Regions from separate parts of the Homo sapiens genome. Here regions 1 and 3 are each linked to region 2. Evidence: chromatin contacts called from ENCODE Hi-C or POLR2A ChIA-PET data. All regions are on one chromosome and are shown on one strand. The core of a region is the stretch at or near the end of the contact, and the rest is flanking DNA. Distances in the headings are between cores, read along the strand shown. Region 1 overlaps EPS15L1 (epidermal growth factor receptor pathway substrate 15 like 1). Region 2 holds the start of PGLS (6-phosphogluconolactonase). Region 3 holds the start of ELL (elongation factor for RNA polymerase II).

Region 1 (2,700 bases), core at 105-2,604, 1.1 Mb after region 2:
CAAGCGATTCTCCTGCCTCAGCCTCCCGAGTAGCTGGGATTACAGGCATGCGCCACCATGCCTGGCTAATTTTACATTTTTAGTAGAGATGGGGTTTCTCCATGTAGGTCAGACTGGTCTTGAACTCCCAAACTCTGGTGATCCTCCTGCCTCGGCCTCCCAAAGTGCTGGGATTACAGGCATGAACCACCACGCCAGGCCTTACATGGCTCTTTCACAGTGCAAACATAAAGTTTGTCTGCCAATCTTTCCTTTTGTGAATCGGGCTTTTGGTGTCAAGTCTAAGAACTCTTTGCTTTGCCCTAGATCCTGAGGATTATGTTTTACATTTGAATTCATGATCCACTTTGAGTTACATTTTGTACGAGGCATAAGACTTTTAGTTCGAGGCCCATGTTTTTCCTATGGATGCCGATTGCTCCAGTGCCCTTTGTGGAAAGGCTTTCCTTCCTCCTGAAATACTTTTGCACCTTTGTCAAGAAATCCACTGGGCAGATCTGTGTGTGTCTGTTTCTCAGATTCTACATTCTGTTCTGTGCATTACTGTCTGTGCCCGCCCCCTGCCAATACTCCACTGTCTTAACTACTCTAGCTATAGAGTCAGTCTTGAAATCAGGTAGACTGACTCTTTCCACTTTATTATTCTTTTTCAGAATTGTTTTAGCTTCTCTGCCTTTTTTTTTTTTTCCGAAGATGAAGTCTTGCTCTGTCGCTCAGGCTGGAGTGCAGTGGTATGATCTCGGCTCACTGCAGCCTCCGCCTCCCAGGTTCAAGTGATTCTCCTGCCTCAGCCTCCTGAGTAACTGGGATTACAGGCACCTGCCACCATGCCTGGCTAATTTTTGTATTTTTAGTAGTGATGGGGTTTCATCATGTTGGCCAGGCTGGTCTTGAACTCCTGACCTCAGGTGATTCACCCACCTTGGCCTCCCTAAGTGCTGGGATTACAGGTGTGAGCCAGAGTGCCTGGCCCTGTAATACTTAAATTACTAGTGAGATGGAACATTTTCTTTCTAACTTTGCTGCATCTCTTCTTTCTGAATTGCCTCTCTCTTTGCTCATTTTTAATTGAGATGTCTTTTTCCTTGTGATTTGGAAAAGCTCTCTTTTCACTTGCCAAGTCTTCTCCTTCTCTTGGTAACATTTACCTTAGCTCTGCTGTAGAAACCTCTGATGGAGCAGTTGGAGAGAGCTGCCCATCCAGTCCAGGAAGGTTAGACATACCCCAGCGTTTCCCTGATGCCTTTTGAATGTTTTGAGTCAAGTCCCAGTTCTGCCCCGTGCTTGCCACATGACTGAGCCAGGTTATCTCACCCGCAGAATGTGGGCCGGCCTGCTGGGAGGGCTGGGCTCACATTGGGTGATGGTTGTGCAAGGCCTGTGGGGGCCTCTAAGGGGAAGGCAGAAATGGAAGGATTATCAAGCAAGCTCTACTCCGGGCTATGTTTTTGCATCCATATGTTTTTCTAAGTAGGAACTCAGACTGAGATGTGTTTCAGTGTTATATGCCTAACTTCCTGCAAAACTTGGCAGTGGCATTGAAAAACATAGCCATTATGGGGTCTCAGCTTTCCTGGGGAAATGGCAGGTCATCGAAAACACTGGCTTTCAAGTCCATTTATATGCTCAAATTGAGTGTTGCCTTTTGACCTCTTCTGTTTAATAAAATGCTCCAGCACGTCATCACGGACGTGCATTTTCCCAGGCCAGCATATGCATGAGGCTGTCCTGTGGTCCGGTGCACAGCCCTGTGACACCTGGGCTGTCATTACAGGGTGCACAGTAGGTGAGGGTCTGACTCCAGGACCACCTATCCTGGGTGCTTCACTGACTGTTGCTCATTGGCTGTTGTGGTCCTGAGTAGGGCAAACTCAGTTTCCCCACCTGTCAACTGGACTAGTAATATTACCTGCCCTTTAGCGTTGTCGGGAGGATGAGAGGTACTGGATAGGAAACAAGGGATTATAGGTACTTCTCTGAACATTTTACAGTGAAAATGGATTGCTTTCCAAAAGTCATTTTGAACCAAGGCTGATGATCATTGGTTTGTTTTGCACAAGAGCGCGTACTTTGCTAGCAGAGTGAGAGTGAGAGTTTGGGCAGGAGGCAGCCAGGCATGAAGATGTAGGAGGCGTCCTGCCCTCGGCCACGTGCGGGGATCAGAGTTGGGTGAACCCTGCTTAGGAGTCGTTAGAACACAATCCTGAGACAGTTTCTCCTCCGAGGTGGTTCTGCTGGGTTTCTCCATCTCAACTGCTGTTGTCCTGGGTTACAGTTACAGGCGCTTGTGTGAATTGCGGTGTTTTAAAGCCTTCAGAGCAGAAGGATGTGAACTTGTCCTTCTCCTTGTGCCCCTCTCTCTGTCATCCCACTTGTAAATTGTTTCTGGGCTGGAGGATAAGTGAGGAGGCCACAGGAACTTTGCATGTTGTCTCTTAGCATTTTGAGTTAGGAAGAGCAACTGAAAGACCGAGCTGAAAGCTACACTGAACCTCATCAACAATTCACACACTGCAGAGGCGAAGATGGCGTCTTCTCAGCACAGTGGGCTGGGTCAGGAGAACACATCGGGTCAGCTCTGCTGCACTTCCTTCCATTCCTACGGCCATCCTGGTGCCACCTGCAGCCTCTTACGGTGCAGGCCTCATCCCCTGGTGCGTCCCCTCTCTGCTGTTGCCTCGGGCTTGGCCCCAGGCTCAC
Region 2 (2,700 bases), core at 87-2,586:
GGGCAGGTAAGCTCACCTCTTCTGGCCTCAGTTTCTCCATCTGTGAAATGAGTGTAACATCTCATAGGCTGTGGTACGGACTCATGAATTGATGCATATAAAGCGTTCAGTAAGCCTTTTCTCTTAATAAAAAACCCACAAAACCATCATCAGCTCAAGATTCTATGCAAAGAGAAGACGGCACACCCAGCATGGGGTGTCCCTTGACGCTGCCAGACTCAAGTGACTTGAGGTTCCTGGCCTTTGAGCCCGCCCCTCCCACTCTTCCCTCGGCCAGGCCAAGGCTCCTCCAAGCCTCAGTTACCCTGTCTTTAAAAGAGCGCGCTCCTCTGATTCTATAGAATCCTGAGGCTCAAAGCCAAAGATGAACAGCCTGGAAGCAGAGCCATCAGAGCGGCAAAGCTGCCCAGGGATCCCCGAGAACTCGCTGGGGTTAGAGATCAGGACCCTGAGATTCAGGCTCTACACCTGATTCCTCGTGCCCCCGTCCGCTACGGGGCTGAGTTATGGGCATCGTTTGACATGGGCCACTCGGATTCCCTTCCAGGCCCTTGCCCGTGCCGTTCCCTCTGCCTGGCCACCGGATGAAGCAGGAAGACGGACTGCAAGTAGACCATTTCTAGCCCTGCCTAGATAAAGGCAGAGGGCGCAGTGAGGTCCTGCGGGACCCACTGTAGGCGGGGTTCAGGAGGCGGGCGAGCCCTGTCGGCTAGACCCCCAGCGGCCCCCGTAGTCGAGGTGCAGGCAGTGGGCGTGACCATCTCGGCATGACCCCCAGTGGCCCCCGTAGCCGAGGGCAACCGGTGGGCGCGGCCCTCTTGGCATGACCCCCAGCGACCCACGTAGCCGAGGTGCAGGCAGTGGGCACGGCCCTCTTGGCATGATACCCAGTGGCCCCCGTAGCCGAGGTGCAGACAGTGGGCGCGGCCCTTTCGGCATGGCCCCCGGCGGCCTCCGTAGCCGGGGTGTAGGCGGTGGCTGTGGCCCTCTCGGCGTGATCCCCGGCGGCCCCCGTAGCTCTCACCCGGTAGAGGCCGTACGTGCTCTCGGCGTGATCGAAGGGCACGAGGCGCTCGTCGCAGAAGCCCAGCGTCCAGCGCGCTAAGCTAGCTGGCCCGGCAGGGGCGACGGCGGCGGGTAGCTCGCGGGCTAGCATCGAGACGAGGCTCCCGCCCGACAGGCCGAGCGCGAAACGGGCGCGGGCCCCTGCCAGGCAGCATGCTGCGCGCTGGGCCACCAGCTGCGCTAGCGCCGCACCCAGCTCCTGGGAACTCGAGAACACCGAGATGAGGCCCGGGGCCGGCGCGGCCATGGCGAGGGCGGCGGCGGGGAGGAGGAAGCGCTCCCTACGGCCGTCGCTAGTACGCCTGCGCAAGGGCCGGCCCTGCCGCTTGGTTTCGAGTACTTTGGGTGATTGTCTTTGGCACATGCGCAGTGAGGCAAGTGAAGCACCGCGAAGGTCGGGCAGTCGGTCCGGCCCTACCCATTGAATCTTTGCCTGCTGTGCCTGAGTCGAAGTGAGTTCGGGAAGCCAGTGCCCGAATGCTCAACCTTGCTGTATCAGGGAGGGCCGGAGAGGGGAGCTCAAGAAGAGGACGTCCTATCGAGGTGGCAGGGATTTTCTGAAGGAGGGCGTATTTTGGTGAGTTTTAAAATTCCTGCACCGCCGGGCGCGGTGGCTGACGCCTGTAATCCCAACACTTTGGGAGGCCGAGGCGGGCGGATCACGAGGTCAGGAGATCGAGACCATCCTGGCTAACACGGTGAAACCCCGTCTCTACTGAAAACACAAAAAATTAACCGGGCGTAGTGGCGGGCGCCTGTAGTCCCAGCTACTCGGGAGGCTGAGGCAGGAGAATCGCTTGAACCGGGGTGGCGGAGGTTGCAGTGAGCCGAGATCGTGCCACTGCACCCCAGCTTGGGCGACAGAGCGAGGCTCCATCTCAAAAAAAAGTAGGGGATGAAAATATGCTTGTTGAATTTTTTTTTTTTTTTTTTTTACATTTTCCGGACGGACGGGCTCTTGCTATATGGTCTAGGCTGATCTTGAACCCCTGGGCTCAAGCGATCTTCCTGCCTCGGCCTCCCAAAGTGGTAGCATTCAGGCGAAAGCCACTGCGCCTGGCCATGCTTGTTGAATTTTTTAAGCTAACCCTCCTAGTGTGGTGGTGTGTCCCTCTGAGTGCCCAGAAAGGCCTCCAATCGAGTTCTTGCCTGGACAGAGGGCTGGAAGGGGAAGAAGGCCTGGTGGGCCTGGGGAGGCTGGGCCACTTCTGAGAGTGGGATATTTCAGTGATGTGTGTAAGCGCAGTTCAACTCACACAGGTAGTGGATTTTAAAATCAGTAGCAAATTAAGAAAACAATTCCATTTACCATAGCATCATAAAGTATAAAGTAGGCATAAATTTAATAAAAGAAGTACAAGACTGTACTTCTTGAGAGCTGTAGCTGGGCTTGGTGGCTCACAGCTGTAATCCCAGCACGTTGGGAAGCCAAGGCTGGACCCGGTGGCAGCTGCCTGTGGTCCCAGCTACTTGGGAGGCTGTGGTGGGAGGATCACTTGAGCCCAGGAGACTAAGGCTGCAGTGAGCTGTGTTCCTGCCATTCCACTCCAGCCTGGGCAATAGAGTGAGACCCTGTCTCGAAACAAGCAAAAGAACTAAAACTTTGGTGAAAAAAAAAATTAAAGATGATCTAAA
Region 3 (2,700 bases), core at 146-2,645, 1.0 Mb before region 2:
GATGGGCGCCTGCAGTCCCAGCTACTACTCGGGAGGCTGAGGCAGGAGAATTGCTTGAATCCAGGAGGCGGTGGTTGCAGTGAGCCGAGATCACACCACTGCACTCCAGCCTGGGCAAGGAAATCGAAACTCTGTCTAAAAACAAACAAACAAACAAAAACTGGGGGAGGTGGCTCACGCCTGTAATCCTAGCACTTTGGGAGGGCGAGGCGCGCGGATCACCTGAGGTCAGGAGTTCAAGACCAGCCTGGTCAACATGGTGAAACCCCATCTCTACTAAAATACAAAAATTAGCTGGGCATGATGGCGGGCGCCTGTAATCCCAGCTACTCGAGAGGCTGAGACAGGAGAATCGCTTGAATTCAGGAGACGATGGTTGCATTGAGCCGAGATAGCGCCACTGTTCTCCAGTCTGGGCTGATGAGCAAGACTCCGTCTCAAAAAAAAAAAAAAAGAAAAGAAAAGAAAATGGAAGTCTGGGCTTGGTGGCTCACTCCTGTAATCCTAGCATTTCAGCAGACCCAGACAAGGAGGATCAGTTTGAGTTCAGGAGGTCGAGGGTGCAGTGAGCCATGATGGCGCCATTGCACTCCAGCCTGGGCAACACAGCAAGACCCCTCAAAAAAAAATTAAAATAGGAAAATGAAGCTGGACTGCACCATCGCTCAGGGACTGTGGGGATGTAGGATTTTATCCTATTAAAAGTACTCATCTCATAAGAAAAAGTTTACCAGCTCCTCTTCCACCTACCGGTCCAGCACCTTCCCTGGGTGGAAGTCCCATCCACCCCGCCTAAGGGATGCCTTATGTGTCCAACCCAGCGTCCAACGCGCGCGCTCCGTTTACATAGCCACGCCCACCCTCCCGGCCCGCGGCGGGGCCTACCCACCCACGTGTTTCGAGCCGGCTCCGCCCCTCCACGCCCTCTCTGCGGCTTTCCACAGAAGCCAAAGACGGAAGACTGTAGAGATCTCATAAATAATGCATCACGTCAGCGGCTGTAGGGGCGGGGCTTTGACGCGCCTGGCTGGCTGAGTCAGGGTTATGTATAATACTATGGAGGCGGGGCCTGGAGGGGTGCGCGTGTTGAGGCGGAGTTCGTTCACGGAAGTGGCCACCCCTAGGGCCTGAAGAGGCGGGGCCATAAGTGCCTTATGAATATGCAACAACTTGGGGCGTTGACTGTGGGCCTTGTGGGGCCCTCATGGGGCGTGGCCAGGCGCGTCTCCTGAATAATGTAGTGCGCTGCCTGCCGGTGTGGCGGCGACTGTTGGTTTGGTCGGACTCGGGGGGCGTGGCCAGCCGCGTCTCATGAATAATGCAGCGCGTCAGCGGGCGGCGGGGCGGGGCGTGGCCGGCGTGGCGGCGCTGGAGCCGGGAAGGGGGCGCGGGGGAGAGATGGTCGCAAGATGGCGGCGCTGAAGGAGGATAGGAGCTACGGGCTGTCGTGCGGGCGGGTTAGCGACGGCAGCAAGGTGTCGGTGTTCCACGTGAAGCTCACCGACAGTGCCCTGAGGGCCTTCGAGAGCTACCGCGCCAGACAGGTGAGTGGCATGGCGCCCGGCGCGCCAGTGGGGAACGTCCGGACGCGGGCCGGCCTCGCGCTCCCCTCACTGAGGCGTCCGGGCTCGGAGACGCTAGGTCTGTGGTGCTGCTCGCGGGTCCCTGGGCCGGCGGGGCGCGGAGTGGGCGCCAGTCCGGCCTGGAGCGCTGAGAACCGCGTTCCTTCTCAGCACTAGGAGGCAATACAGGCGGGTGGCCCGGGGCTGCTGAGGGGCCCAGACTCGCGCGCCGGGCCCGGGGGGCGTCGGTGTCGGCACCTGGCGGCGTCCGGGGCCTTTCTGGCCTGCTGGGCACCTGGGCAGGGTCCAGTTTGCGCACCTGGCGGCGGGGCGAGGAGGCGGTGGGCCGCACGGTCCCGGCACCGTGATAGGGGGAAGCTGGGGGCTTTTCCATCTGGGGCCGGGGCAGCGCCGTTGGTGGGGGTGACTGTGTCTGTCCTCCTGGGAAGCAGCGATCGTCTGGGTGCCCGGCAGGGGGTGGTCAGCGAGGCACTTGTGGGGGTCTGTTCTGTCTGGGTGGAAGGCTTTGCAGCTGGGGGCTGGCTTTGACGCGTTCCGATGAAGCCACTCAGGTTGGGCCACTTTGGTTCTTGGGACGGGGAGTTTGGGCAGAAACTGACAGCTTGTCCCAGCTTTCTGCTCCCCTTACCCCCAGGTGACCCTCTCTCTCCGGAGAGAGGTTCCTTGGAGAGTGGAAGTGTTGGGGGCGGCTGTGATGTTATCCTCAGGGCACATGTAGGGGATCCCTGCCACCCAGGAGGAAGCTCTGGCTACCACATCTGGCCGCTGACTCTGGAACTTCTCAGAGGCCGATTTGGGCCCATCTGGGGGAAGTTTGAGGCGTTTCGGTTCTGCCACCTGGCTGGTGGTGGGGAGGGGAGGCTGCTGTGTATGTTCTCTTGGGCCTGACTTTGGGGCGCATCTGGGGCCGTGGTCAGAAACCTGCCTTTTTCATTTCTGTTTGTGTCATGGCCCCCCCTCCCCCCGTCTGTGCTGGGTCAGAAGTTGCAGATGACCAGTGGTCAGGTCCCGAGGGGAAGTGGTTTAGGAACCTTGTAACTCCTTTTCTGGAAATTGGGGGCTTCATTGCCCTAAAGGGAGTGGGGGTGGGTCTAGTCTCGGGCTCAGAGAGCCCTGC

Evidence for each region. A loop is a pair of places that touch in the nucleus more often than their neighbours do. ChIA-PET counts read pairs that join two places held with the same protein, here RNA polymerase II (POLR2A). Pooled maps may share reads with other maps.
Region 1: a pooled map shows a loop between it and region 2 (6-fold over the local background). The contact joins the enhancer-like site here to the promoter of PGLS in region 2. A Hi-C loop is called at or near these places in 2 of 50 pooled maps. POLR2A ChIA-PET finds 5 or more read pairs at or near these places in 2 of 52 experiments (GM10248 and activated B cell).
Region 3: a pooled map shows a loop between it and region 2 (11-fold over the local background). The contact joins the promoter of ELL here to the promoter of PGLS in region 2. A Hi-C loop is called at or near these places in 1 of 168 maps with a recorded cell type or tissue (OCI-LY7) and 4 of 50 pooled maps. POLR2A ChIA-PET finds 5 or more read pairs at or near these places in 1 of 52 experiments (activated B cell).

What each region holds. Positions count from the first base shown.
Region 1 is chr19:16,445,750-16,448,449 of GRCh38, reverse strand. All of the region lies in intron 1 of EPS15L1 (epidermal growth factor receptor pathway substrate 15 like 1), which reads left to right. Among named protein-coding and RNA genes, the nearest start is that of EPS15L1, 25 kb to the left of the region's middle. RefSeq lists enhancers at 2,500-2,559, 2,670-2,700, 2,484-2,700. Within about 2 kb of position 1,354, at least 32 of the 41 ENCODE cell types and tissues checked have a DNase peak (open chromatin) inside an H3K27ac peak, as active enhancers do.
Region 2 is chr19:17,510,285-17,512,984 of GRCh38, reverse strand. PGLS (6-phosphogluconolactonase) reads right to left here and starts at 1,336. Exons shown (of 5, transcript NM_012088.3): 1 at 1,025-1,336. The coding sequence starts at 1,312. PGLS-DT (PGLS divergent transcript) reads left to right here and starts at 1,096. Exons shown (of 3, transcript NR_147835.1): 1 at 1,096-1,642. RefSeq lists enhancers at 1-518, 349-608, 571-865, 1,359-1,608, 1,176-1,832 and 1 more and silencers at 571-865, 1,109-1,158, 1,169-1,298.
Region 3 is chr19:18,520,765-18,523,464 of GRCh38, reverse strand. It overlaps ELL (elongation factor for RNA polymerase II), which reads left to right and starts at 1,395. Exons shown (of 12, transcript NM_006532.4): 1 at 1,395-1,544. The coding sequence starts at 1,410. RefSeq lists enhancers at 902-1,231, 1,375-1,890, 1,891-2,406 and silencers at 1,622-1,931, 2,662-2,700.